Regions from separate parts of the Homo sapiens genome. Here all the other regions are linked to region 2. Evidence: chromatin loops called from intact Hi-C (ENCODE). Cell type or tissue: IMR-90. All regions are shown on one strand.

Evidence for each region. Peaks named below come from ENCODE experiments on the same cell type or tissue, not always from the same donor. Only the 100,000 strongest peaks of a DNase experiment are listed, where the experiment ranks them.
Region 1: it touches region 2 in a loop (9-fold over the local background); 85 of 110 quality-filtered maps call a loop at or near these places.
Region 3: it touches region 2 in a loop (13-fold over the local background); 47 of 110 quality-filtered maps call a loop at or near these places.
Region 4: it touches region 2 in a loop (9-fold over the local background); 2 of 110 quality-filtered maps call a loop at or near these places.
Region 5: a loop joins it to region 2, with 4 times the contacts of the local background. A loop is called at or near these places in 18 of 110 quality-filtered maps.
Region 6: a loop joins it to region 2, with 4 times the contacts of the local background. A loop is called at or near these places in 16 of 110 quality-filtered maps.
Region 7: a loop joins it to region 2, with 9 times the contacts of the local background. A loop is called at or near these places in 10 of 110 quality-filtered maps.

The regions. Positions count from the first base shown.
Region 1 is chr1:212,780,822-212,784,821 of GRCh38, reverse strand. It overlaps NSL1 (NSL1 component of MIS12 kinetochore complex), which reads left to right. Exons shown (of 6, transcript NM_015471.4): 3 at 329-459; 4 at 2,396-2,450. Among named protein-coding and RNA genes, the nearest start is that of NSL1, 9.0 kb to the left of the region's middle. In IMR-90, a CTCF peak has its summit at 2,190 (motif pointing right); a DNase peak (open chromatin) is centred at 1,771.
Region 2 is chr1:212,663,434-212,667,433 of GRCh38, reverse strand. It overlaps LINC02773 (long intergenic non-protein coding RNA 2773), which reads left to right and starts at 1,789. Exons shown (of 4, transcript NR_183483.1): 1 at 1,789-2,115; 2 at 2,747-2,847. RefSeq lists silencers at 1-169, 1,725-2,034. In IMR-90, a CTCF peak has its summit at 2,025 (motif pointing left); DNase peaks (open chromatin) are centred at 1,743 and 2,023; H3K4me3 peaks cover 292 bases; H3K27ac peaks cover 671 bases.
Region 3 is chr1:212,993,736-212,997,735 of GRCh38, reverse strand. It overlaps ANGEL2 (angel homolog 2), which reads left to right. Exons shown (of 9, transcript NM_144567.5): 8 at 418-581; 9 at 2,544-4,000. The coding sequence ends at 2,695. Among named protein-coding and RNA genes, the nearest start is that of ANGEL2, 20 kb to the left of the region's middle. In IMR-90, a CTCF peak has its summit at 2,055; a DNase peak (open chromatin) is centred at 2,055.
Region 4 is chr1:212,913,585-212,917,584 of GRCh38, reverse strand. It overlaps LOC124904507 (a long non-coding RNA gene), which reads right to left and starts at 462. Exons shown (of 3, transcript XR_007066874.1): 1 at 385-462; 2 at 1-225. RefSeq lists enhancers at 243-842, 2,046-2,647, 2,648-3,248, 3,249-3,850. In IMR-90, a CTCF peak has its summit at 2,106; a DNase peak (open chromatin) is centred at 1,864; H3K27ac peaks cover 231 bases.
Region 5 is chr1:212,475,072-212,479,071 of GRCh38, reverse strand. No RefSeq gene overlaps it. Among named protein-coding and RNA genes, the nearest start is that of LINC02771, 4.2 kb to the right of the region's middle. In IMR-90, a CTCF peak has its summit at 1,742 (motif pointing left); a DNase peak (open chromatin) is centred at 1,711; H3K27me3 peaks cover 127 bases.
Region 6 is chr1:212,607,862-212,611,861 of GRCh38, reverse strand. It overlaps ATF3 (activating transcription factor 3), which reads right to left and starts at 3,101. Exons shown (of 4, transcript NM_001674.4): 1 at 2,932-3,101. RefSeq lists silencers at 2,280-2,459, 2,470-2,609, 3,230-3,439 and enhancers at 2,720-2,779, 2,518-3,475, 3,476-4,000. In IMR-90, a CTCF peak has its summit at 2,362 (motif pointing left); a DNase peak (open chromatin) is centred at 3,371; H3K4me3 peaks cover 2,366 bases; H3K27ac peaks cover 1,468 bases; H3K27me3 peaks cover 447 bases.
Region 7 is chr1:212,747,832-212,751,831 of GRCh38, reverse strand. All of the region lies in intron 4 of NSL1 (NSL1 component of MIS12 kinetochore complex), which reads left to right. Among named protein-coding and RNA genes, the nearest start is that of NSL1, 42 kb to the left of the region's middle. In IMR-90, a CTCF peak has its summit at 1,798 (motif pointing left); a DNase peak (open chromatin) is centred at 1,781; H3K27ac peaks cover 205 bases.

The sequences.
Region 1 (4,000 bases), 120 kb before region 2:
TTGCTCATACCTCTATTGCACTTATCAGGTTGCCTTGCAATTGTCTGTTTCTTTCAGCAAACTGTGAACTCTTAGAGAGTAGGAATCATGTTGTGCTCATCTTTGTATTTCTCTTGTTTAGGCCTGGCTTCTTATAGATGCTCAATAATTGATTGTTCAATGCGTAAATAAATTAATCACCAAAGTGGGGGCATTCATTAACTTGCCATATTTGTTTTCCTTCATTATTTTGTGTTTTCTAAATTTAGTTTATAGCACATTTCCATACAGAATGTAAACAATGAGTTTTAGGGAACTTTTTATATATACATTTTTTTTTCTCAAATAGATTCTGACATCAAAGTACTTGAAGATCAGTTTGATGAAATCATAGTAGATATAGCCACAAAACGTAAGCAGTATCCCAGAAAGATCCTGGAATGTGTCATCAAAACCATAAAAGCAAAACAAGAAATTCTGGTAAGATGATTTGCCTTTAAAATGTTATAGTATATTTTACCACAATAAAAACATTAAAATATAAGGCTCTACGTGGAGATAAGTGACATTTTGTTGTCTTTTTCTTTCCTGCCTCAATTAGTATTGTTTGTCTCTTGTAAGACTTTACTCTTCTAAGTTGTACTATGACATAGTATAGTCATACTATACTGTGTTTTGAACACACTGGTTCAAAAATGAAAAAAATGAAAGTTATAGTGAGTGGTTAAAATTGAAATTGGTGATGGAAGACTGACAATGACTTTATGATTCTGAGACAAGGATGGAAAAAGAAGCTTTTCTTTTAACACTTTTCTTTCTGTTTGTTGTTTTTTTTTGGCATATATTTGTATGTTTGTATATTTTGGAAGACCATTTAGTTAAATTGATGATGAAGATTGTTTTAGTACCTGTTCATAACACTGAAATTTGCTTTATGAATTGGGTGTAATTTGTTTTGCTGCAAAAATCATGAACATCTGGGTGACAAGACCAGGAATTCAGCTCCTTCAGCACGAGCTTTTTAGACAAGCAGAGCCGTAGACTTCCTTCTTATAATTACTATAGATATCAATGACCAACCATATCACACCCTCATCTTTTCAGATTTATTAGGACTAGAATAAATAAAAAATAGGAAATCCACAAGAAAATTGGACCCAAATCTTCCCTTGGTGGGGAGGGGAGGTTTGCTGGGAATAGCATTGTCCCTCCAGTGAGGTACATGTTGTGTTTAGATTGTGCTATACTATTGCCTTTAGTTTTTGAAATTAGTACATAAATGTTCACATATAAATCTTCTAGTTGCCTCAGTTTCAGGATTGTTTCAGGTCATTATATGCCCGGCTTAATATTGTATCTAAAACATTTTAGTTATTCTGTGAAAAACAGTATTCATGAGCAGAATTTTTAATTTTCTTTATAGCAGTTCTCAAATACCGCATTCCATCACTTCCCCCACCCCTCCCACTTGAAAGTTTTTTTCAGGAAAAACATTGAAAGTGTATTTTTCAGTGTTGCCCTTGTTACTGCCCCACTACCCCTAAACCCCCAAAACTAGTAATCAATATTGCAGAAAAGAAAGATGGCTGGCCTAGGTGAGGTACTGCTGTGGTAGTTTAAAAAGTAATGCAAAATAGATAAGGTGAGGATACCAAAGACCTTTTCAAAATTTTTTCCTGCCCTGCCCTGCCCTGCGTCTTTCCTCCCTTCTTCCCTCCTTGTTGCTCAGACTGGTCTCAGACTCCTGAGCAAAAGACATTCTCCTGCCTGGGCCTCCCAAAGTGCTGCAATTACAAGTGTGAGTCACCACAGCTGGCTGAAGACCTTTTTTTCTTCTTGTTTTCTTTCTTTTAACCTTTTTGGCTTCTGCTGGCTTTGGGCAAGAATAAGGAAGAGCAATTTCCTCTTTCTTTTTGCCTGCATTGTAGATTCTGTGCCAGTAATTCTGCTACTATAATTTCAGTGTGTCGCAGGATATATAGGCTTAGTGTGGTGGTAATGTAGCCTCGCCACCTTTTAGAACTGAGTTTTCATGGAAATATGCATTTTGAGTTCTAAACACTTGTCCTGAATGAACTTTTGAAACACAGTCCCTTCATAATTGGAGACTACCCTGTACTTTAAACATAAAATTCAGTTTCTATGCTTTTAATTTGCTTGATTGCTTTTTCTGATTATACTTTTTTATGGTGCCACTTCTTAGTATATGCAGCAGGTGGCAGTACTGTAAAAGACATAATTCAGACTTAGTTTGGTTTTACCTTCTCACCTCCTCTTCCCTACAGACAGTAGGATTTAATTTTTTTTCCTCAAAAGAATGGTACTGACTCTATAGTATATCTCCCATATTAGCTGAAAGAGATGTTTATATGAAGCATTAAGTGATTAAATCTGTTTTAATTTATGTTATGTTTAGAAGCAGTACCACCCTGTTGTACATCCACTGGACCTAAAATATGACCCTGATCCAGGTGAGTCAGTATCCATTTGTGGTAAAAATGAAGCATCTGCTTATAATTTTTATGGGTTTCTGATATTCTTCTAAAAGGGTCAGCATCAAGGATATTCTCCCTTTGATGCTTTAACTTCCTACCAGTCATTCATGTTTAGCATTTCATCTAGAATTAAGAGGACTAGCTTTACACCCATTGACTCAGAATTCCAGGGGTGTTACCCCGGAATCTGAGCTTTTATAAAGTTCTTGCCTGACCCAGACTATTATAACACATACCCATCTCTAACTTCTAATACCCTCCTATCTCTGTCATTGTACTATCTATTCTTTGCATTACAGCCAAAGCTATACTATTAAAGCATTCTCTCATAGTGTCACACCTGGTGCAGTAACCATCATTGGTTTCTCATTATTTCTAAAATCAAATAAAAATATATTGAATTTAAGAAGAAATAAGTATACTCATTATGCCTTTGAACTCAGTTTTGTTTCCATTTATATGTATCCCATACAACAGGGAGAAATAAACTTGACACAAACAAATTTATGTAAATCCAGCAGCAGAACTAGCATTGCTAAAAATGTGGATTATGTATATTTTCAAATGACTGTATTCTCACATTTAAAAATTTATAACAGTTTTTCTAAGAGTCCTTTTGGAATTTCCTTTTGGCACTTAAAATGACATTTCTAAACTGTTAGGATAAAACAGTTAAATCCCGGATTTATTTATATGGGATATTTATACTTAAAGCTTTGAGTACTTTGTTGAATTCTGAACTACTCTTTAATATGTTCCTCCACCTTCCCCAAATATCCTAAGCTAATGGGATAAACTGAGAGGGGGGGAAGTATAAGCATAAAGCTACTCTGAAGTTGACTAAAATCACATCACTTATTGTGTTTGACATTAAAAATTGACCTAGGACCTAACACTCCTCAGTTTTCATGGTTCACTAAAAAGGGGTAGTTGCCAATATGCAGTGGTTGACATATACTTGTTTTGGTTTTGAATAACAAAAAAACAGTAATTGAAACTTGTGGTATTATGATATACTCAAGTATTACTTTTTAGATACAGTTAATTTCCCTCTAAAGAAACTTGGTTACCGTTTTATCGTAGGGAAAACACACTTAGTTAATGACCCTTTGAAATGTGATTTTACTTTCACTGTTCTGATTATGTAGTATTAGTGGAAGAATCTTCTGTATCATATGATTCAGACTTCAAAAGTAAGCAAAAGAATTAGAATCTGTCTTTTGGATAAATTTTGAGTTTTTTCATTATGCATTTTCATAATGTTAACAAGCTTAGAATAGCATCAGTTCCTTAAGGAGAGCAAAATTAGCCTACAGTTATTAGCTTTATATCTTTGGCCAAGTCACCTGACTTCTTCAAGCATCAGTTTCATTATTAGTAAAATGACGAATTCTGGATTTGCCGCCTGATGCTTTAGGCGTGAATTCCAGCTCTGCACTAAATATTACAGAATGTCTTGCCTACTTATCTAGGTGGTAGTATAACCAAGCCACATAAGGGGCTGTATAAACTATATAACCAAAACA
Region 2 (4,000 bases):
CCTAGATGAACCAGAAGCACTGTCTACCCCAAGCCACCCTCACACCTCCAACACTTCATTTGCATATGTGGTTAGCTTTTTAATGATATCAGAGCAATCTGTGAACAGCTTCAGCAGGGGGCCCTCTGGCAGAATTGAATAAATTGGACGGTTAAAGACCTGATTGAGGCCAGGTTTGTTGGCTCACTCCTGCAATCCCAGCGCTTTGGGAGGCCTAGGAGGGAGGATTGATTGAGCACAGGAGTTTGAGATCAGCTCCAGGCAACATGATGAGATCCCCATCTCTAAAATATAAAATAAAAATTAGCCAGGTGTGGTGGCAGGCACCTGTAGTCCCAACTACTCAGAAGACTGAGGTGGGAGGATCGCTTGAACCCCAGAGTTCGAGCCTGCTATGAGCCATGATTGTGCCACTGCACTCCAGCCTGGGCAACAGAGTGAGACCCTGTCTCAAAAATTAAAAAAATATATATATGACTGAGAGCCAGCTTGGTAAAGCCTTCAGAGCCAATGTGCCCTGCAGTCCGTCAACACACATGGAATGATTGCGCACTGGGGAACTGCAGTGCAAGACAGAGATGTGGAAGAAAGACTTGACTCTCAGAGATAGAAAAGTCAGGAAAGACACAAATAAAAACCCCAAAGAACTCCCAGACACAGACCTCTACAAACTGACTTGTTAACCTTTTGGGCCCGATCACAGCAGAAGCAAGGGCTCCACACCATACGAACCTGGGTCAAGGCTAAGGTGCCGGGGCCGGCTTCTTCTCCTCTGCTCAAGCAGGCTTTATATGGAGCACACTCTCTCCAGGACACAAAACAAGAACCATGCCCCTTCCACCCTGGCCCCCCTTACCCTCTCAGAAGGGGCTCCCTGGCCTAGCAGAGAGCAAAAGGCTACAGGTCTCACCACTGAAAGCTGGGCACCACCCGCCCCAAAGCAGAGAAGTGGAGGAGAGGACACTAGGTAGCTGCGCTAGCAGGGTTGTGCATGAAGCCAGCACCTGAGAGAAGACAGGAGGGAGGCAGAATTGAAGCCAGAGGCGGTGGTTTTTGGTGGTCACTATGGCCCACTCTAATTACTATGCACCAGGCGAGAGTCTGTGCTGGGTGCTCCTGAACATACAGATATGCAAGACACGGCCCTTGGGGGTGGGATGTCCTATAGGAGAAATTAGCCAAAAACGCAAGGCTGCCTGCATTGAATGCCAAATGATGGACACACACCATAAGTGTCAGAGGAAAAGAAATAATATTTACTGAGTACTTACTATGTGTTAAAGCACCTGTAAATGGTTTAGATGTATTTAATTTTTCCAACAGCCCATGAAGTGATTACTGGTATTATTTCCACTTTATGGATGAGAAAATTGAGGCTCAAAGAGTCTTAAAACACTTGCTTGGTGTCACACAATTTTTCATGGTAGATTCAGATTTTCAACTCAAAATTCTACCTCTCCAAGTGCGCGCGCGCGGACCCACGCACATGCATGGTTTTCTTGATGGGAGAGGATTTTGGGAAAGAGAGGTGACACCAGGCACGGGACTCTGGCTCCTACGCATAACTTATTTTTGACACATAGAGGGAACTTCGACGGCTACGTTTTCAAGCAGAGGGATGTCTTCTAACGAAGAGTTCATTTTTGATGTTTAGTTGTGCAGTCGTTAAGTCTGCGAGTTGCGATCCTGCTTCAGTTGTGCTGTGGGAGCGCAGTGGCCCAGGACTGGCTGGCCCGGCTGGGGAGGAGCCCAGGGAAAGAGGAAGGGAGGGCAGGGGAGGGGAGAAGCAGCTGTCCCCGGGCTGCCTGGGAGTCACTGGGGAGTCCTAGCCCGCCCTTGGGCCTAGGGCTCCCTGATGCGGCCTCCACTCTTCGCAGGGCCAGGGGGCGAGGAAGGAGGAGGGAGGGAAGAGGGAAGCTGGGGAGTGGGAGAGCGTCCTCCACGACCGCTTGGGTCCTCCGCGGGGCAGCCTCGGGGAGGGTGGCTGCAGGGCCCGGAGTCGCCTGGATCGCAGCGCCATCTCGTGGCTGCTGGCAGGTCTGCCTTGGGCCCTCTTGGCACAAGGCAAGGAAACAGGAGCTCTTCCCATCAGTGACAGGTGCCCGCCGGCCCGCAGTGAGTCCCAGGGGGCTTTCTCCTGCGTCAGGGAGCCAGGAGGGGAAGGGGGCATGGGTGCTGGGACCAGATTTCCCTGACTCTGTGCTCCTGGGTAAGGACTGATTGTCAAGAGTGGGCTTCCAGTTCTACCCCAGGCCCTGAGGGTCTTGTCCTTTTGCTGGGAGCCCCCACCGTTCTCCCCTACTCCCTCCTGTCTTCTCAAACGATAGCATAATGGAAGAAATCATCCTTAGAGTATGCAGGCCAGAACCCTGCCCCGTTGCGTAAGAGCTGTTGTCCCCGCGTCTCTCTGAGCCTCAACGGTTTTATCTGTTAAAGGGCATAATAACACCAGGAGAAGAATATATTGTAAAGCCTCTAGCACAGTGCCTTCAAGTAGTAGGAACTTAATCCATCCTTGAAGGCGACATCATTGTCAGTGGTTACAACAGGTCTCAATGTTGCGGAAGCTCATGCTTAGCAGATGGTAGGTGCCCTGGGAATATTGCAAACTAGTAGCGATGTCTTCTTAGCTCCAGCCCGAGAATGGGACAGTCCTAGTGCTAGATGTTTGCCTAGTTTCATAGATGATAACAATCCAGCTGGTCTTGCAAACCTAGTAAAAATAGCTGTCTATTCTACCCATCAGCCCAGGAGAATGCTCCAGTGTCACCAGTGACTCCTGCTCCCACATCTGCCTACAGGAAGCCCTCTTGGAACAAAAGCATCTCACTTCTGGGAGGCATCAAGGTAGTGAGGGGAGAGGGCAGTGGTGTGGGTTACACAGACCTGGGGCTCCCTTACCAGGTGAGGACCTGGAGCAGGCCACTAACCTCTCCAAACCCCATGTTTGTCATCTGTAAATCAGGGATATTATTATACTTCCCACCTCTTTAGGCTTGTATGGAATTGAATGAGATTATTAATGTAAAACACTTAGCACGGTGGTTTTAGTGTGCATCAGCATCACCTGAGGATTTATTAAAATATGAGTTGCTGGGCCCCACCTCAAGTTTCTCAAGCTGTAGGACCGTGGTGTGGCTCAATAATTTATTTGCACTTCTAATTTGCATCTCGGGGGATGTTGGTGCAATCTGTCCAGGAACCAGGCTTTGAGAAGGACTAATCTGGCACATACTAGATCTGCAATGAATTTTTTTATTATACTTTAAGTTTTAGGGTACACGTGCACAACGTGCAGGTTTGTTACATATGTATACATGTGCCATGTTGGTTTGTTGCACCCAGTAACTCATCATTTAACATTAGGTATATCTCCAAATGCTATCCCTCCCCCCTCCCCCCACCCCACAATAGGCCCCAGTGTGTGATGTTCCCCTTCCTGTGTCCACGTGTTCTCATTGTTCAATTCCCACCTATGAGTGAGAACATGCGGTGTTTGGTTTTTTGTCCTTGCGATAGTTTGCTGAGAATGATGGTTTCCAGCTTCATCCATGTCCCTACAAAGGACATGAACTCATCATTTTTTTATGGCTGCATAGTATTCCATGGTGTATATGTGCCACATTTTCTTAATCCATTCTGTTATTGTTGGACATTTGGGTTGGTTCCAAGTCTTTGCTATTGTGAATAGTGCCGCAATAAACATACGTGTGCATGTGTCTTTATAGCAGCATGATTTATAATCCTTTGGGTATATACCCAGTAATGGGATGGCTGGGTCAAATGGTATTTCTAGTTCTAGATCCCTGAGGAATTGCCACACTGACTTCCACGATGGTTGAACTAGTTTACAGTCCCACCAACAGTGTAAGTGTTCCTATTTCTCCACATCCTCTCCAGCACCTGTTGTTTCCTGACTTTTTAATGATCGCCATTCTAACTGGTGTGAGATGGTATCTCACTGTGGTTTTGATTTGCATTTCTCTGATGGCCAGTGATG
Region 3 (4,000 bases), 330 kb before region 2:
GATAGCAAGAAAAATTAGAGAAGAATATGGCCTCTCTGTCATCAAAAGTCTAGAGGATTCCAAATAGTGTTCCTGAAGACCCCCTTGATTCTCTTTCTTAAAAACACAATAAAACTTGTTAGAATACATGTTCTTTAGTAAGTGGAGGCATTCACACGTTATAAATAATGAAAAAACACATTAGTATGTTAATTATTGAGCTTTTTTTAAAAACCACATTTATAATGGCTTTATTGATGGGTTTTAGATATCACTGCATAAGTAAATTAATACTAAATTATGATATGGTCTTTTTAAATAAAGCTTGTCCTAATGTTTGGTCTTAGTCTAGAAATTAAGTGAAAAAGAAATTCAGATAGGAGGAATTCTTGAAGTTACAAAAACTCGGATTCTAAACACTTCTTCTTTTCTATTTAGATTGTCTTCAAATTTACAGCACCATTTCAGTTTGTCATCTGTTTATTCACATTACTTTCCTGACACTGGAATTCCAGAAGTGACCACCTGTCATTCCCGAAGTGCCATAACTGTGGATTATATTTTCTACTCTGCAGAAAAGGAAGATGTTGCTGGGCACCCAGGTAAGGAATGCATGTAATCTTAAATTCTCCTAGAGAGCACAGTAGCTAAAACCTCAAGGTTAAAGTTAAGAAAGCTCTCTAAACATCCAGTTGAAGTTCTAGATCTAGAAGGTAAAAATATTTCGAAATAGACAGATTGGTAATATATTTGAATAAATCAGTTGATTACTTGCATATGAGGGAGGCAATAAAACACATCCAAGCAAATTATTACCCAAGAATTACATTAGCAGTCCTACCCTCCAGTTCCAGTCAGCCTCTGAGTTATAGGTCTTTCATATTGCCCTTTCTTTTTGCTTGCCATAAATTTACTGTTTTTCCTGTGACAGGAACTGAGTATGTTGTTAATGGTCATCATAGTTTTGTGCTTAAATTTTACCGAGGCGTCCTGCCTTCATTGGAGGACCATAGTTACACTGCCAGCAACACAGCTTATGCTGTCATGTTGACTCTGGAATATTGGATTTTTCTGAGGAGGAAAAGTATATATATATATATATATATATATATATATTTTTTTTTTTTTTTTTTGGATACAGAGTCTCGCTCTGTTACCCAGGCTAGAGTGCAGTGGCATGATTCTCGGCTTACTGCAACCTCTGTCTCCCGGGTTCAAGTGACCTTCCCACCTCAGCTTCCCGAGTAGCTAAGACTACAGGCATGAGCCACCATGCCCACCTAATTTTTGTATTTTTTGTAGAGACAGGGTTTCACCGTGTTGCCCAGGCTGGTCTCAAACTCCTGGGCTCAAGCCGTCCACCTCGGCCTCCCAGGGTGGCTTGGATTACAGGCATGAGCCACCACATTCGGTCAGAAAAGTCTATATAATTTTTTTGTTTGTTTGTTTTTGAGACGGAGTCTCGCTCGTCGCCCAGGCTGGAGTGCAGTGGCGCTATCTCAGCTCACTGCAAGCTCCGCCTCCCAGGTTCACACCATTCTCCTGCCTCAGCCTCCCGAGCCACTGGGACTACAGGCGCCCGCCACCATGCCCGGCTAATTTTTTGTATTTTTAGTAGAGACGGGATTTCACCGTGTTGGCCAGGATGGTCTCGATCTCCTGACCTCATGATCTGCCTGCCTCGGCCTCCCAAAGTGCTGGGATTACAGGCGTGAGCCACTGTGCCCGGCCGAAAATCAGGTTTTAAACATTAGCCAAAGGATTTAAAGTGGAGAAGAAAATGCAGTTTAAGATTACTGGAAGTACAAAAATACCTTTAAGAAAACTTTGGAATGTGAGCAGCTGTTTTATTCTTTTCTGATTTTTTTCATTTTTTTCTCTTCCATTTTTTTGGATGCTTCTTTTTCTTTACCCTTTTCCCCTCTGTTTGTTCCCCCCTCCTTTCTTCTGGGAATAACCTTATTAGTAACACTCACGAGATGACTTATTCCTGCCACTAGATCTACTCTACAAAAAATATGCCTGCTGCTTTGAATTTATAGTAAGGTTTTCGTAGTTGTCATGCTGACAGAAGTTCACTTGGTGGCAGGAGAGTGTTATGGATCAGCATTTCAAAAAGAGCATGTCATCTTCACTTCTGTGGGTGCTGACTATCTGGGACTAAATTATACTAATTTATTCTCCATTCACCTTATAAACTGCTACAGGGCTGTGGCCCGGTGTCTCTGGCTTTATGCAACTACAGAATGGTTGCTGGATGAGTTTCTTATGTAGTTGTCAACCACAAATTACCCTTAACATTCTTAAGTATTTCATTTATATTTTCTTCTAAAGATTGTTTACAGAGCTGGAAATAGAAAAAATATCTCAAACTGCTGTGTGTTTGATAATTATAATTAGGTTATAATTCAATAAAGCTTAGATATTCTAAAAACTGTGTCATAGTTTTTAGTCTTCTGGAGGGGCCTCAAGTTCTATATTTGTTTGGAGAAAAGACTTGTATGATTAATTTACAATAACCCGTTGACAATTTTACTAAATATGTGTGTGCTTCTTTAATGTAGGAGCTGAAGTTGCTTTGGTTGGTGGCTTGAAACTTCTAGCTAGACTGTCACTTCTTACAGAACAAGACTTATGGACTGTTAATGGACTTCCAAACGAAAATAACTCTTCAGATCATCTGCCTTTATTGGCAAAGTTCAGACTTGAGCTCTGACTCTCTTTGATCACATACTAATTTTCTTTCCAATTTGTATTGTTTTTCAAAGAATGTAAAGTTCTTAAGTGTATGCATGTTGTTTATTTTTGCACTGTGGAGATTCTGAAGCGGTTATGTTAGATGCTTTGAAACTCCATATCAGAAGAAATAACTTTATAACAATTTTTTTTAATAATGAAAAATATTTTCGTGACAAGTGAGCTCTAAATTCTCTTTATTGTAAAAGAGATGTAAAGGTTTTATATTCTAAATCCTAGTAAAATTGACAGTGATTTTTAAATATAATGCATCTTCCTTTGTCTGCTTAGTAAAAAATTTCATTTCATAATTTTGGCAAGCTCTGTAGTGGATCCAAAGTATCTTTGAGTTCTTGCAAACTACAAGTTGTTTCCTTTCCAGAAGGCTTGATTTCATTAGGAGACCCCTCTATTGAGTTCTAAATAGTTTATCTTAGAAAGCCTTGGGTCATTCACAGGTATCCAACCAGCCATTGTTTAGTTTGTTTTTGAAGGGGTTTGATAATGCTTTTTAAGTTGTACAGAATGCTTAATCCATCTTATTACTGTCCTGAGCCATGTAATATGCCTGCATCGTGTTGGGGAAATGTTTGGGAAATATAAGCCAGCATAACGTGTAAAGCTCACTCTTTCACCCTGGAACAGACAAGAGGTGGGCTTAATAGAGGCAGAGACTGGGGATATACCTTTGTTTCCCTAGCATTTTTATTTATTTATTTTTATTTTATTTTATTTTTTGAGATGGAGTTTCACTCTTGTTGCCCAGGCTGGGGGTGCAATGGCGCAATCTTTGCTCACTGCAACCCCTGCCTCCCGGGCTCAAGCGATTCTCCTGCCTCAGCCTCTCGAGTAGCTGGGATTACAGGCATGCGTCACCACTCCCAGCTAATTTTGTATTTTCAGTAGAGACAGGGTTTCCCCATGTTGGTTAGGCTGGTCTCGAACTCCCAACCTCAGGTGATCCGCCCACCTCAGCTCTCAAAGTGCTGGGATTACAGGCGGGAGCCACTGCACATGGCAGCATTTTTTAAAAATTCAGTTTTAAGATCTCTGGTTTAGGGGAGAGATTTTATTTTACTGAACCAGTTCTATAGAAATTTATTTTATTAGGAAATTTGTCTTTGGAACAAAGTGGCAGCTATAAAATTATTTTTGTTAAGCCTCAGAAATATGAGGAAGCCTGTAAAACTCTAGTGGGGAGATATTAACTTGGAGACCTAATGCTCTGTAAATAGTCATTTAAACTGTTGGTTTTAGTGGTTTTGTTTCTAAAATGTTTTCTTTT
Region 4 (4,000 bases), 250 kb before region 2:
ATCTCAAAAAAAAAAAAAAAAAAAAAAAGAGAGAGAGAGAAAAAAAGAAAAAAGAAGTATTTATCATACAACCCATTATCTTTATAAATAACATAGTGAAAACAAACAAATCAAGGAAGGGTTAGATGAACCCATCATCCATAGTTCTAGAAGCGAATAATTCAGGGAAGTAGTGTCCTGTGAGTCTGGCCCAGCGTGGCAGTCCTGGGGATCTCTAGGTAATTCCTGGAGCAAAAAAAAAAAAAAAAAATTAAGACAATGAACGTCTGTCTTTCATGCCTCTGCTCTCTCAGAAGAACGAGGGCTGTGGTTGAAACCTAGGAATGCTCCCTGTTGGAAGCGGTGGATCTCCTGTGCAGTCTGCGGGGCAGAGCCTCTTCTCACCTTCCCTGCGTCTTCTCTTTTTTGCTGCTCCCTCACTTGGTGGCCATCCCGGGACTGCATGGAGCGGGTGTCAGTGCTGCCTTCACTGGGTGGGAAGTCACTTTTATTACCTCCAGGCCAGGTTTTCCAACCCGCCTTTCCCTATCCTCCACTCCCTTCTCACATCCACCATGTCTTCCGTTTCTGAATTGCCCCAGAGGATAGGGGAGGGGAGGAAGGTAAGCGTAGAGTAGGGAAGAGTGCTGTGCAGGCCCAGCGCCAGCCACTCTCGAGGAATCAGCCCGGCCCTTGCGGGGGCGCCCGTGGGTGGCTGAAGTTTGTTTCTCCACAGAAGCAGACGCCAGTGGCTTGTGGCTTCCACAGTCTGGAGACGGCCTCGCAGCACCATCTGTGTTCCTTCCCCACCACAGTCACAGATGCACCCACGGGTTTGGAACAGCCGGGCTGCCCGAGAAACCGAATCTCTATATTGTTCCTCTTCATGGGGGAAATACAAAAGCCTTCCGTAAAGAAAAGAACAGCCGGGTCATCTTTCCAGTCAGGCCAGAGGGAGTGTTTCTGGGACAGCCCGGGAGCCACGGTGGAGAGAGGCAGTGGCTGTTCTCGGCTGCCTGGGGCAGCTACTGCAGGGCGATGCCTTCAGGGTATAGTCCCAAAACAGCAGCTCCAGCAAGATCCCAGGGTTCTTCGGGACCTTGTTAGGAATACAAAGTCTTGGGTCCCGCCTCAGACCTACTGTGTTCCTACAGGCCTTCCGGGTGATTCCAAGTTTGGGAACCTCTGGGTTAAGGGATGCCATGGAGCGAGTCCTTGGCCCTGGGGTGCGAGGCAGAAGCTGGGGTACTGGAGATCATGCTGGGGCCTCCACTCACAGACCTCATCCATTTACCCCAGTGTTGCAGAAATACATAGTACTCGTGTGTGTGTGTGTGTGTGTGTGTGTGAGAGAGAGAGAGAGAGAAAGAGAGAAAGTCGTGTCCTTTTCTCCCTGAGAAGCATACAATGGGGGAGAAATGCTGAGGATTGGTGCTTTCACTCTTCCAGGCACAGGCGAGCATCTATCCCGACTTGGAGAGCTTGTTTTCACAGATTCCCAAGTAACCTGGCTCCGAGGCTAACACCGTGTCCAAATCCTGTTGCCCCACGTGCATCTGCTGTTTGAGTGCAGGGCCACCATTTCTTGCTTGTTCATCCCCAGGGACTGGGAATGGAGAAAGCATGCGGGTGTGGCTGAGGGGTTCCTGTGGAAGGGAACCCCTCACTGGGCCACTGGGTGGGGCCTGGAGCAGCACAGCCCAAGGGCGCCCAAGGGATTCCACAAAGGAGCAGCCTTTGGTGAAAAACAGCATGCTGTCTCCCATTTCACAGAAGTGGGGTCCTGGACAACTTCTACCTCCAGTTAGGCTGAGTCACTGGGCTGTTCTCGCATAGACCATCCCATGATTTGGCTTCATGCGTCACTAGAAAGGTCATTGATAGCTAATGTTTCACCACTGCCCCATGCAGTGTGACCTTCCATCCAGGCAGTGGGAGGTCTCGGTGTGCGTGTGTGTGTCTGAGTGTGTGTGTTTGGGGCAAGTGACTGCTACAGGTTTGATGATATGGCTGAAATGAACTGGCACATCCCGGTCCCTTATCCTCAACACCCCCAACCCCCTCACCACAATCCAGTGAAATTTCAGCAATGAGTCTGCAACAGTTCATGAAATGACCAGTAGAGAGGGTGATTTCCCCATCTGTGGAATGGAAATGGCTCTCTCCAGGCACAGTGCCAGGTGAGGGTCTAGCAGCCAGATTTTCAGGACTTAGAAAAAGTCAGATGTACTTGCAAGCCAAAGAGGCAATGGTCTAAGGCAGAGTAACGATAAGGACACAAGGAGAGCCAAAACCTCACCCCGTTTGCCTTACTGGACAATGGAGGCAGGCAGGGCTGTATCTATTCAGTCTAGACCACGTTAAAATGCAAATACAACTGGGATTATATTTGAGGTTGTTGCCTGTCTTTTGTATCTGAGATGAAAGGAGATGAGAGAGTATTTTGACAAACTAGAAGGTGAGAATGAGTTCTGGGATGGACAGAGAAGCATAAGGGGCATAAAACACTCAAACTGGGGCCTCCTGAACAGCGCAATCCTCTGCTCAAACGATCAGAAAAGCCCTGCCTGATTCCAACACTGAGAACTGAGTCTGCTCCTGCATGTCTGTGTCTAGCAGAAGGGGCCGCTGCCCCCCTGGGGCTCCCATTTCATTTGCACATGTATGTCCTCTTGGCAAGTGCTGTGGACTGAAATGATTTCTTTTCTTGTCTTTGAGCATCTTGAAAGAGGAACACTGTCTTTGCATTTCCAGCTCCTACCACAAACTGACAAAATTCTAAATGCTCCATGTTGAATAAGTGAATGAATGAATGTCCAAGAGTAGAGAAGCATTAGGTAACGATGTTATGTCAGCTTATTGCAATATTATGTGGTTATGGAAAATAATGGTTTTAAAGGACAATTGGAAAATGCTTATGGTTTTCATGCGCGTCCATGTGAAGAGACCACCAAACAGGCTTTGTGTGAGCAACATGGCTGTTTATTTCACCTGGGTGCAGGCGGGCTGAGTCCGAAAAGAGAGTCAGCGAAGGGAGATAAGGGTGGGGCCGTTTTATAGGATTTGGGTAGGTAAAGGAAAATTACAGTGAAAGGGGGTTTGTTCTCTGGCGGGTAGGAGTGGGGGTCGCAAGGTGCTCAGTGGGCAGGAGTGGGGGTTGCAAGGTGCTCAGTGGGGGTGCTTTTTGAGCCAGGATGAGCCAGGAAAAGGACTTTCACAAGGTAACGTCATCAGTTAAGGCAAGGACTGGCCATTTACACTTCTTTTGTGGTGGAATGTCATCAGTTAAGGTGGGGCAAGGCATATTCACTTCTTTTGTGATTCTTCAGTTACTTCAGGCCATCTGGGCGTATACCTGTAAGTCACAGGGGATGTGATGGCTTGGCTTGGGCTCAGAGGCCTGACATTCCTGCCTTCTTATATTAATAAGAAAAATAAAACAAAATAGTGTTGAAGTGTTGGGGCGGTGAAAATTTTTGGGGGGTGGTATGGAGAGAGAATGGGCGATGTTTCTCAGGGCTGCTTCAAGCGGGATTAGGGGCGGCGTGGGAACCTAGAGTGGGAGAGATTAAGCTGAAGGGAGGTCTTGTGGTAAGGGGTGATATTGTGGGGATGTTAGAAGAAACATTTGTCATATAGAATGATTGGTGATGGCCTGGATACGGTTTTGTATGAATTGAAAAATTAAATGGAATAACAGAAGGAGAAAAACAGGTATAAAAGGTCTAAGAATTGGGACGACTCAGGATGTCTGATTAGAGAGTGCTTAAGGAGATTTGGCATAGTCCTGCCGGCAAAGATTATTTATTTACTTCAAGAGTTAAGAGTGGCAGTTTGGGGATAGCACCAGGAGATATCAGCTGTGATGGCTTGGAAAAACAGTGTAAACTGGCAGTGTAAACAAGAGCAGGGCATGTATGAGTAGTTGAGAATGGTGAATAGGAGTATGACTAGACAGAAAATAGTAGGAATGACAAGTTTTTTTTTTTTTTTGAGGCGCAGTCTAAGTTGGTCTGGTGTC
Region 5 (4,000 bases), 190 kb after region 2:
TTCTTGGATACTCAGATGAACTCCTGAGTGCCTTCCAGAATGAGCTCATTCTAGAGAGGAAACCGGTGAATCCCGCAGAGGACATCTGTTGATTTTTGTCTGCTTACATTTGAGTCCTTCCTATGTGGAGGAGTCCTCCAGGGGGTGGTCTCGACAGGAAGCAGACAGTCTTCTAGGGCCCATGTTTGACCCAGGCTCAGCCCGTGGGATGCTCAGGCTGGGGGCTTTGACTCTTGAGGGAGAGACAGGTAATTAGAGACGGTGCACACCTGTAGTCCCAGCTACTCAGAACACTAAGGTGGAAGGATTGCTTGAGTCTGGGAGGTCAAGCCATGGCAGTGGGGTCGAGAGTCCAGCAGTCCATGGTAACTGGTAGCAGAATTCACACAGGCATCCTGACCCCGAGGCTGAGCGGCTGTGACTAGGTTCTTAGCTACCTGGCCTTCAGGGTGTTCCCTGCCCATTTTCCCGAACCTGGTTTGCCAGACACGAATCAATCCTGTAAACCATCCAATATTCTTTCTCATAAGCTCGTTCTTAGCTTGAGTTAGCCAGAGTGAGTTCCTGCCGTTTGCAGCAAGAGCACTCACAGATACAATCTATAGGTTGTCACACTTCACCCCTCTCACTCACTGCCCCACTCCGTGGTGATGTTAAATAAAATTTATAGGAGCCCATTGTTTTGGACTGAGGTCCTACACTAGGCCCCAACAGACCAAGCCAAAATGGAGTCACTCGTGCTAAGTGCTGCATAATCAAACTGAAACTTTATGAAGCAGGAAAATCCCCTAACAGATCATGTTTTCCTAAAAATAGGAGATTTATGGCAACCAATTGGAAAGGGCCCAGTAAACCTGAGCTGGCACGATAAGATAGTCCTCTTTCCTTTAACCCTTATAAGGAAAGCAACCTGACGTTAACTCATCTGCTTTTTTGTGGTATTCTGTTTCCTTGTTCCTGCTCAAGCTACCTTACAATGGATCTGTCGTGCCGAGTGGAACTCCCTCTATTTTGGAAGATATGCTGTCTGATTCCTGGATCACTAATAAAAGCCAAGTAGGGCTAGGCACAGTGGTGCATGCCCGCAGTCCCAGCTACTCAGGAGGCTGAGGCAAGAGGATCACTTAAGCCCAGGAGTTCAAGACTGTAGTGAGCTATGATTGCCCCATTGCACTGCAGCCTGGACAACAGAGTGAGACTTTGTCTCAATTAAAAAAAAAAAAAAGGTTGGGTGTGGTGGCTCATGCCTGTAATTCCAGCACTTTGAGAAGCCAAGGCTGGCAGATCACTTGAGCACAAGACCAGCCTGGGCAACATGGTGTAACCCCTTCTTTTACAAAAGAAATAGCTCAGCTTTATGGTGCGCATCTGTAGTCCCAGCTACTCTGGAGGCTAAGGTGGGAGGATCGCTTGAGCCTGGGAGGTCAAGGCTGCGGTGAGCCGAGATCGCACCACTGCAACTCCAGCCTGGATGACAGGGCAAGACCCTGTCTCAAAAAAAAAAAAAAAAAAAAGGAAAGCCAATTACTTGTTTCACTATGTTGAAATTTTATTTTTTAACAGTGCCCTTGGTTGGCCAGCTCTGCGCATAAAAGTGAAGATGGCGTGGCAGATGCCAAGAGACCCACAAAGGGGCTGTGCAGATTCCGGGAGTGAGATGTGGCGGTGTCTGGAAGGACAGAGCAAGAAGAGCAGGTCTGGGGTTTCCCAGGCCAGATGCTTGTCTACCCTCTACTGCTCTCTAGTGGCCAGAGTCCAGAAGCCGGGCAAGCCTTTCAGCTTTCCTCCTCAGAATAATGTCAGAGCAAGTGGGAGCACAGAGGAGAAGCTCCCGGCTCTACAGGTCAGAGGACACAGTGCTTCCACTGAGCGTCATAAGTCTTTATAATGGGGCCAGACCAGCTGGCAGGGCTGTGACAGGCAAGGTGCAGGGAATGACATGGGCAAAACCATGGAGACTTGAGATTATATTGCACCGTCAGAGAATGCAAATTATTTGGTAGGACCAGAAGCTAGGGTGTGAAGAGGGTGGTGAAGAATGGGCCTGAGACCAGTGGAACAGAACAGAAGCCTCAGAAATAACACCACACATCTACAACCGTCTGATCTTTAACAAACCTGAAAAATAAAAAAGAAATGGGGAAAGGATTCCCTATTTAATAAATGGTGCTGGGAAAACTGGCTAATCATATGTACAAAGCTGAAACTGGATCCTTTCCTTACACCTTACACAAAAATTAATTCAAGATGGATTAAAGACTTAAATGTAAGGCCTAAAACCATAAAAACCCTAGAAGAAAACCTAGGCAATACCATTCAGGATATAGGCATGGGCAAGGATTTCATGACTAAAACACCAAAAGCAATGGCAACAAAAGCCAAAATAGACAAATGGGATCTAATTAAACTAAAGAGCTTCTGCACAGCAAAAGAAACTACCATCTGAGTGAACAGGCAACCTACAGAATGGGAGAAAATTTTTGCAATCTACCCATCTGACAATGGGCTAATATCCAGAATCTACAAAGAACTTAAACAAATTTATGAGAAAAAAAAAACCCCATCAAAAAGTGGGCAAAGGATATGGAACAGATACGTCTCAAAAGAAGACATTTATGTGGCCAACACGCAGGAAAAAATGCTCATCATCACTGGTCATTAGAGAAATGCAAATCAAAACCACAATGAGATACCATCTCACGCCAGTTAGTATGGCGATCATTAAAAAGTCAGGAAACAACAGATGAGATGCTGGAGAGGATGTGGAGAAATAGGAATGCTTTTACACTGTTGGTGTAAATCAGTTCAACCATTGTGGAAGACAGTGTGGCAATTCCTCAAGGATCTAGAACTTGAAAGACCATTTGACCCAGCAATCTCATTACTGGGTATATACCCAAAGGATTATAAATCATGCTACTATAAAGACACATGCACACGTATGTTTATTGTGGCACTATTCACAATAGCAAAGACTTGGAGCCAACCCAAATGTCCATCAATGATAGACTGGTTAAAGAAAATGTGGCACATATACACCATGGAATACTATGCAGCCATGAAAAAGAATGAGTTCATGTCCTTTGCAGGGACATGGATGAAGCTGGAAACCATCATTCTCAGCAAACTATCACAAGGACAGAAAACCAAACACCGCATGTTCTCACTCATAGGTGGGAACTCAACAATGAGAACACTTGGACACAGGGCGGGGGAACATCACACACCAGGGCCTGTCAGGGGGTTGGGGGCTGGGGGAGGGATAGCATTAGGAGATATACCGAATGTAAATGACAAGTTGATGGGTGCAGCAAACCAATATGGTACATGTATACCTATGTAGCAAACCTGCACGTTGTGCACATGTACCTTAGAACTTAAAGTATAATAAAAAATAAATAAATAAAAAAGAAGAAGAGTGGGTTTGAGAGATGGCCTGAGGCTTTGCCTAGAAGGGAGTTTGGAATGCATCATAGACCATTGAAAGCCTTCCAAGGGTTTAAGCAGGGGCATAATATAGGGATTCCTCCTAGAAAGAAACATTCTCAAATTTGCACTTTAGAAAGATCATTTTAGCAAGAGTGTGGAGTATGGAATAGAGAGTCTAGTAGCTGAGGCCCTGCCCTCAGCTAAGCAATGTCAGTGGGGACAGAGAAAAGAGAACCCATTCATCCTTTATTCATTCATCTAAGACATATGCCAGGCTTGCTGGAATTGCAAAGCTGCGCCCAGAAACCCACATTCTCCCCTTTCTGCACAATGTGGAAGAAAGCCACGGACCTGCCCACATACTTGGAGCCCCAAAATCTTGACCGTCGCTGGCAAGAGTTGGAGCCTGATTTGTGTGGGCAGTTCAGCTGCTTTATTTTTTTAGCATTGATAACTGGCATACTGATTAGGTAACAACTCTTAAGAATTGAATAGTACTACATCGCCATTTTATAGGAATAAGGAAATTGAGGCATAGCAAGGCAGGTTCCACCCAAGGCCAGCTGGCTCC
Region 6 (4,000 bases), 56 kb after region 2:
TGTTTCTGCTTGATTATTTCCAATCAGAAATCATGTTGTATCATTGGCAGTTTCATCATTTTCAAGAAAGTGAAAGTTTACTCATGTATTCCTTTAACTGGAAATTCAGCTCCCAGATTTTTATTTCCTAGTAGCTACAGCTACATTGAATTTTCACTTTTAATTTTCATCCTCTTTCCACTAAGCATTGCTTGCTAACCATCTTATGTTACTAGGAAGCCAGTACTGGCCTTTCACTAACTCTTCATATCTTGGTCTTCCTCCCAGACCTCTTGAAGAGGTGCAAAGCTGGGCATCAAGGGCCAGAGACAATGTTTCTAAGCCTATCAGTGCCACTCATAAGCTGAGCATCCACCAACAAATCACTTAGGCTTTCTGGGCCTCTCATTCTCTTCCTCTGTAATTTGAGATCAAAACTGCCTTCCCCAAAGGGCTGTTGAGAAGGACATATGAGATTTACATACACACCGGGTAGTCATTACTACTGTGACTCCATCTTCTCCATTTCAGGAAAAACTCATTCTGTTGTTATCAATTCAATAAAGCCCTGTTAGTGAGGAATTAACTGGAACCTTCAAGACATTCAGGTCAGTCAGAGCCTCTTTTGTACTCTCATTGACCCCAAGTTCTTCACAGACCAGGTAGGTTTCACCCCACTATTTGCTGATGCCAGCATTTCTGCATTACATATTTGAAAGAGAACCAATTCTCACATATAAACCATTTCTCCCTTGGAAAGCTTCTGAGGCATCTTGGCTATGTCCTTCCTCCTCCCCTGGCTGGGTAAACACTCGAAGCCACTGGCCCTGTCCCATGCCCAGCCAATTTTAAAAAGGAAGGAATCATGGACTCTATCTAATGGAAATCACACCCTCTCAATATTAGAATCATCTAGGTCAGATTCTCATTTCATAATGAGTACATTGGTCCAGGGAGGTAAAAATGACTTGCCTGAGGTCATAAAGCTGGTGAGTGGCCCAGCCCATGCCAAGCTGCTGAACACCCACCGACTGCTCATTTTGCTCCATCACCAATAGGTATCGACCGCCTCAAGGGATCAACCAACAAGGCAACCAGAGAACAGAGCCATTAGCCAGGTAGATAAGGGGTCAAGAGTCCTGGCACCTGGTACCAATCACAGAGGAGACTTTGACAGGACTGAGATAGGGAGGGGCTATCGAAGAAAACGGCCATGGAGAAAAAGGAATTCTATAATGGCTAAAGGGCAAGGAGGAAGAGAGAGAGAAAAAGAAGGCTCCCATCACTGCCACAGATGCTGGGTGCTGTATCTTATCCCCACTGCGGGCGTGGGGTGCTGCCTTCTTTGCTGTCTCTGAAACCATTCCGACAGTAACTGCAATCCTCACCCCATCCCATCTTTGCCCAGGATATCCTCAAAGCAGGAGCCTGTATGTTGTAGCATTATTCTACAACCAATGCTAACTGCAAAACAATGGGGACAGTAATACCAATTTTTTGCCTTCACTTTAAGTTACAGAGACAGAAACTTCGAACAGAAGATATGACTGTCACCTACAACGAAAGGGGTACACTGAGAGAACATCCAGATTTTCTGGCTCTCCTTTTCTTTCTGGGTTCATCAAGGATTTAGTAACTATTTTATTTGTAAGAAAGCATATGTGACCTATGCAATGAAATTAGGGAAAAGAAAATGTTTAGGAGGAAAGGAAGTAGATGAGAAATGAAAATGGGAGTGGGGGGAGCAGAGAAGGAGAACGAATCCAGTGGAAAGAAAGCTGGTGAGGGAAAAGATGCCCTGCAGAAAAGTCCCCTTTCCCCCACTGTCTGGACACTGGTGAATGACATTAGATAGAGACCCACCCCATTCAAGTCCCCTCACTGGCTCCTTTTCTCCCCACTACACCACTCCAAAATCTGAAAATCTCCAGACAGAAAGGACCTTAGTAGTTATCTGGTCCAACCACTGCATTGTGCCCTCCAACACGCAGAGGGGGCCGGTACTGCCCATGTGCCCTTATTTCCCGGCTCCGCATACTGAGGCCCAACGACATCGATTGCAGTGTAAGCGCTCAGAGTCCTGGCACTAGACCACAAAGCCATTCTCTCAAATATCTGCACAAGTGGCTCCACACCCTCGCTTCCCCGCCACGGTGGGTCTCCCGCGGACCCGCCGAAGGAAAAGCCAGAGTGAGAGTCCCAGGTGTGTGGGAGTCCCGGGCTCGGGGTCCGGACACCAGCCGTTGCCGGGAGCCCTCCCCGTCTTCCGCCCCGGGACAGCGCGACACCAGCGCTCGCCACTTCCAAGCTTATCCCAGCTAACTTTTTCTCGGGGTTGCCTTCACGGTCCTGCCGCCAGTGCTGCGGGGTACCCAGGGCGACCCCCAGCGGCCGCGCCCGGGACGCCTCCCGCCCTCTCGCCCCTTCCCCATTCATTCCTCTCGGCGCGTGGGGCAGCCCTCCCGCAAGCCTCCGGCCTTCGTGCCTCTCTGCGCCCCCCCCCCCCCACCCGGGAAGGATCGGCTCCCACAGTGCCGTGTCTCGAAGCGAGGGATGGAGCGGGACGGCGAGCGAGGCAGCCTCGGACACCCCAACGCACCCGCCCACCCACCTTACGCCCTCTCCCAGCCGGGCAAGCCAGCGCCGTCGGCGGAGAGAAGCGGCGCTCGAGGCTGGCGGCAGAGTGGACGCCCGACCTCCGTCACCAGGAACCTTTCGCGCCCCAAGTCAAAAGAGAAAGTTAGTTCTTTCGCTTTGCGGGAAACTTTTCGAAGCGCCGAGGAGCAGCGGTGGCTTAGAAGAAGTTTAAGCCAGAGTTATTTCCAAGCCGGAGGCTGGGGGCGCGGATCCGGGGTGGGTCAGGGGTCGGCGGACTGGTTACTTAGAGGGGCGCGAAGGGAATGAAGGCGAGCAGCCCTCGTCGCGCTCACTCCCTCGGCTTCCAGCGCTCACCTCCAGGCTCCGCTCGGGGCGGCCAGGGTCGGGACGGGGTCGGGCGGGCTGTTTGTCTGGCCGGCGGGCGAGCACCGAGGACTCACGGCCGGCGCGCGGGCTGAAGGGTGCGCTCGGGCGGCGGCGAGAGAAGAGAGCTGTGCAGTGCGCGCCTGGCTGCGTGCGACTGTGGCTTGGAGAGCGTTGCATCACCCCTTTTATAGCCCTCAGGCTGGCGGCGCGGTCGTTTACTCCGTGTTGCCAGTCCCAGGCTGACGTAATGCTATTAATAGCTTCCCGGGAGAACCGGCCGAACGGAGCGGAGGAAGGGGGGTGGAGGAGGGGCCAAGGCGGGGCCGAAGGCGGGTGGAGAGAGGGGGCACTGGTGATGCAAGTTCGGGGAGGAGCCAGCCCAGGCGCGTTCCCCCAGCCTCGCTCACTGAGACACACACCAGCCCGCCCTCTCTCTCCATATCAGGACCGGAGCCGCCCGGGATAGCCGCCAGATGTGCGTACTCGCTGCTGCGTGTTCCAGGCATGACCAATGGTGCCCAAGCCAGCGGCATGACTCCACCGCGCTGGCATCTGTCCCTCCGCTAGGTTGAAGAGCGGGGGGGGCGGGGAAGGTGGGGAGGCGGGTCCCGGCCCCAGCCCAGACTAGGTGAGGCTGGGAAGCGGGCACGACCTTTCTCTAAAATGCGTGGTCATTTTCTGGAGCTTCAGGAAAATACCCCCTCCCCCACTGGCCTCCTACTTCTCTAGCAGGGGCGGAGTAGGGGCAGAAGCGTTAGTCTGTGGTGTGGGGAAGGTGTCCAAAGTCACCCTTCGGTGTATCCACGCCGTTACCCGCCGGGTGTGACCTCTGCGGCGGGGACCGCGAGAAGCCCGCCGGTTAACACAAAAGCGGAGGGCAGCCCTCGGCTGGCACCGTGCGCCCGAGCCCGCAGCCCCGGACACTCCACATGGACGCACACGCAGGACAGCTCCGGGCTCCGAAACTAGGGCGAGTGGTAGGACCGTATCGGTTCGATTTTTTTTTTTTTACAATCACAAAGCGTTTGAAATTGACAAGAACATGTCAGTGAAACCA
Region 7 (4,000 bases), 84 kb before region 2:
TGAAATTTCCTAAGCAGATATTGTTGGAAAAATGCCTTTTTCATGCATTTACAGATAATATATTCATATATTTAGTGACCATTTTTAGTTGTGTTTTCCTTCTTTTGTCTTTAAAAAAAATGGTTTTATTAATTATTGGTGCTACTTAGTTTTAAATGTAAAGGACTTAATTCATTTAAAAAGAAAAAAAGGTACCATAAAGTTAATAGTTTAAACATTTAATTCTATAATTGTTCTAGAGTTTTAATGTTTTAGTTCTTTACCAGGCACAATTATTTCAAGAGATTTTCATTATGTTGAAGCTAACTTTTTACCATTAGTTAACTTATATTCTTATGAGGACAGTATAATTCCTGACAAAGCAGTATTTTGGAAAGTTATAGAATGTAGAAGAGTGTGTGCTTTGGATTCTAGGAGGGAGATGTGAGTTCTTATTCAAGTCTAGATACATTTCTCAGCTTCTGTTTCTTTACCTACAAAAGGAGGCTGATGAAACCCACTTGCCTCCCAGGGTTGCTAAAATTGCATAAGATTGATTGAGAATGTATGTCAGCCCATACTACTATAGGAATGGGCTGTCCATGGAACAGGTAGGGAAAGTTTTCATGCCATTGTGTTTTTCTTCCTTGTACCCTTCTTCCTTTTATAACTAAGTTTCTCAAATGAATAATCTATACTCAGTAGCTTCACTTTTAATCTTTCATTCTTGTAAAAAAAATCAATAGTATTTCATATTTGTATTTTTATGACTATGTAAGTGTTCTTCAATCTGAGTCAGGTAATTATTATTTTGTTCCTGAGTCAGATAATTATTACTACGAGTATATTCTTTCTTGAATAGCTTTCTACCCCTTTTGGAACAATAATTGCTTTATTATTATTTTTTTTCGTTTGAGGCAGTCTTGCTCTGTGACTCTGGCTGGAGTGCAGTGGCGCTATCTCGGCTCACTGCAACCTCTGCCTCTCAGGTTCAAGCCATCCTCCCACCTCAGCCTCCCTAGTAGCTGGGATTACAGGCGCCCGCCACCATGCCCGGCTAATTTTTTGTATTTTTAGTAGAGACAGGGTTTCACCATGTTAGCCAGGCTAGTCTCGAACTCCTGACCTCAGGTGATTTACCTGCCTCTGCCTCCCAAAGTGCTGGGATTACAGGTGTGGCTCACCATACCTGGCCTATTTTTCTGTTTGCTTTGTTTTCTGTTGTGTCTAACAGAACTGTAAAATTCATCTCAATATGGCAAACACTTAAGGTTATCTCTCAGATCCATTTTTAAACTTTATCTTTTCCTCGGAGATACTTCTCTGGGAACCTTCTGTCCTCCTATTCCAGTCTGGACTGGCTGCTGTCTAGGCCTGGTGCAAAATTTTCATCCTGCCTGTTCCTTTCATCATCGTCCTGGGAATTTCCCTTCCTTCTCTCATGTTTTAAATCGTGTTTCCTGGTTCCTGTTTTCTACTCTTTCTTGATTTATTCTCTTGTCTTTGATGTATCACATCCTCTACCACCCACCTCCTCCCAGCTCACCTAGCCCCAAATCCTCTATTAAGGCAACTTTCTTACATCACCTGTGAAGATTTCCCTCTCCCTTCGGTTCCCTTGTTAGATTGATCTCACCCTCCTTTGTGCCTCCATGGCACCCTCTATCATAGCCTTGGTCCATCATGACTACTGAACACCTACTGTACACGTTAGGCACTCTGTTCAACATTAGGGATTCTGAGATTAAAAGAATGTGTTTCCTGTTCCCAAGGGAGTTCTGGAAGCTAAATGAGAATGCCAGGGTTCTCACTGGGGTTAGTACTGCCCTCTAGTGGACCCTTTGAAAAAGTGAAAGAAAGTTTTTGGTTGCCATATTAATGGGAAAGTGTAGCTGGCACTTTGTAGTCAGGGGCCAGGCATACTAGATGTCTCATATGTCCAGCACAACTTTAGGATATCTCACTAGACATTCATTTGTTAAAATATGTTTATAATTATTCAGCCTAGGACCTAATTCCATTTTACACACAAACCCAAACTACTCTTAGCACTTTTTACATTGTCATTGCTTGTGCAACCGATAGAAAACAGCTGTTGTTCAGCAATGTGAGTTTAGAGACAAATTTCTTTTTAAGGTAGCATGAGATATTTTAAGAATTCTTTATATTGGTCATTGATGGCGCTTAGTCTCTAAGAATCCTAGTGAGAGGCTTCACAAATCAGTGAATATGGTTATCAGTGCTGTTAATTAAAAAATAAAGTGTAGGCTGGGCATAGTGGCTCACACCTGTAATCCCATCACTTTGGGAGGCTAAGGCAGGAAGACTGCTTGAGTCCAGGAGTTTGAGGCTGCAGTGAGCTATGATCGTGCCACTGCACTCCGGCCTGGGTGACAGAGTGAGATGCTTGAGCCCAGGAGTTTGAGGCTGCACTGAGCAGTGATCACATCACTGTACTCCAGCCTGGGTGACAGATCGAGACCCTGTCTCAAAAAAAAAAAAAAAAAAAAAAACACAATAAAACGCAAAATCCCTTAAGTGATGGATTATTTTGTAAAGTTTGTAATGTAAACAATATAATAACAATGAAGAAGAATATGATTTTACCTTACCCTATTCATAAAAGATAACTTTTCATATTAAATGTTAATAAATATTTTGTTCATTATTGTATGTGTGTGTGCACATATATTGCAGTATAACATATAATGCACAGCTTTATGAATTTATTTACATGCATACACCTACACACATGTAACTGCCACCATGATCTAGAAATAGAATATCTGCATAGTTGGAAAATATAGGATAAACTTATTTTTAAACAGTATATTGATTATATTTTTTTAATACTGTGCCTATTATGTTTTCATGTATACAATAAATACAATTCAGAGTGTCCAAAAAACCTGGAAGCATAAAGAAAACAGTGCGTTTATTGTATTTTTAAAAATATTCACAATTGGGGCCACTGCTTTAAATTTAGAAGTGTTTTACTTGGAAAAATATATTGAGGTTGAAGAAAAAGATATTGAACATATTATTTGAAAATGTAACTAGCACATATTTATCCTGTTCCCCAGCCTTATGGATACCCTGTATAACATTTCCAGTACCCCAAAATGTTTCCCATACCCCTTTTTAGTCATTATACCATTTCTATCAGGTATAACCACTATTCTGACTTACATCATCATAGATTTTTGTCTTTTCTTGAACTTCATGTAAATGGAATCATATAGTATGCATTCTTGTGTTACCTTCTTTAAATTGGTGTTATTCCTATGAGATTCATCCACGTTTTGAATGTAGCAGAAGTTCTTTGTTATTGTTGTGTAGTATTCCATTGTGTGTCTACAGACAATTTATCTCTTCTGTTGTTACTTGATTTGTTTCCAGATTTTGGCTATATGAATAAAGCTACTATGAACATTCTTATACCACATTTATACTCATCTCTCGTAGATATATATCTAGAAATAGAATTTTTGGGTCACATGTAGGCATATGTTTGGCTTTTATAGCTATTACTAAAAAGTTTTCTGAAGTGGTTATTTCAATTTATACTTCTAACAGCAGGTATGATAGTTACAGTTGTTCCATATCCCTAACAACAATTCATAGTGTTACTAGATTACATAATATTTATTCAATCAGTGATAAGTAAAAAGTTAACAGATATTATCATATCATTAAATATATTTGAAACTGCAAGAAGATGACATAAATCACATTAAAGTGAAGGAATTATAGTATTTATCTACAATCATATATTATTTGAAAGTAAGGCTGGTCACAGTGGCTCATACCTGTAATCCCAGCACTTTGGGAGGCCAAGGTGGAAGGATCACTTGGGGTTGGGAGTTCGAGACCAGCCTGACCAACACGGTGAAACCCCATCTCTACCAAAAAATGCAAAAATTAGCCAGGCCTGGTGGCACATGCCTGTAGTCCCAGCTACTCAGGAGGCTGAGATATGACAATCACTTGAACCAGGAGGCAGAGGTTGCAGTGAGCCGAG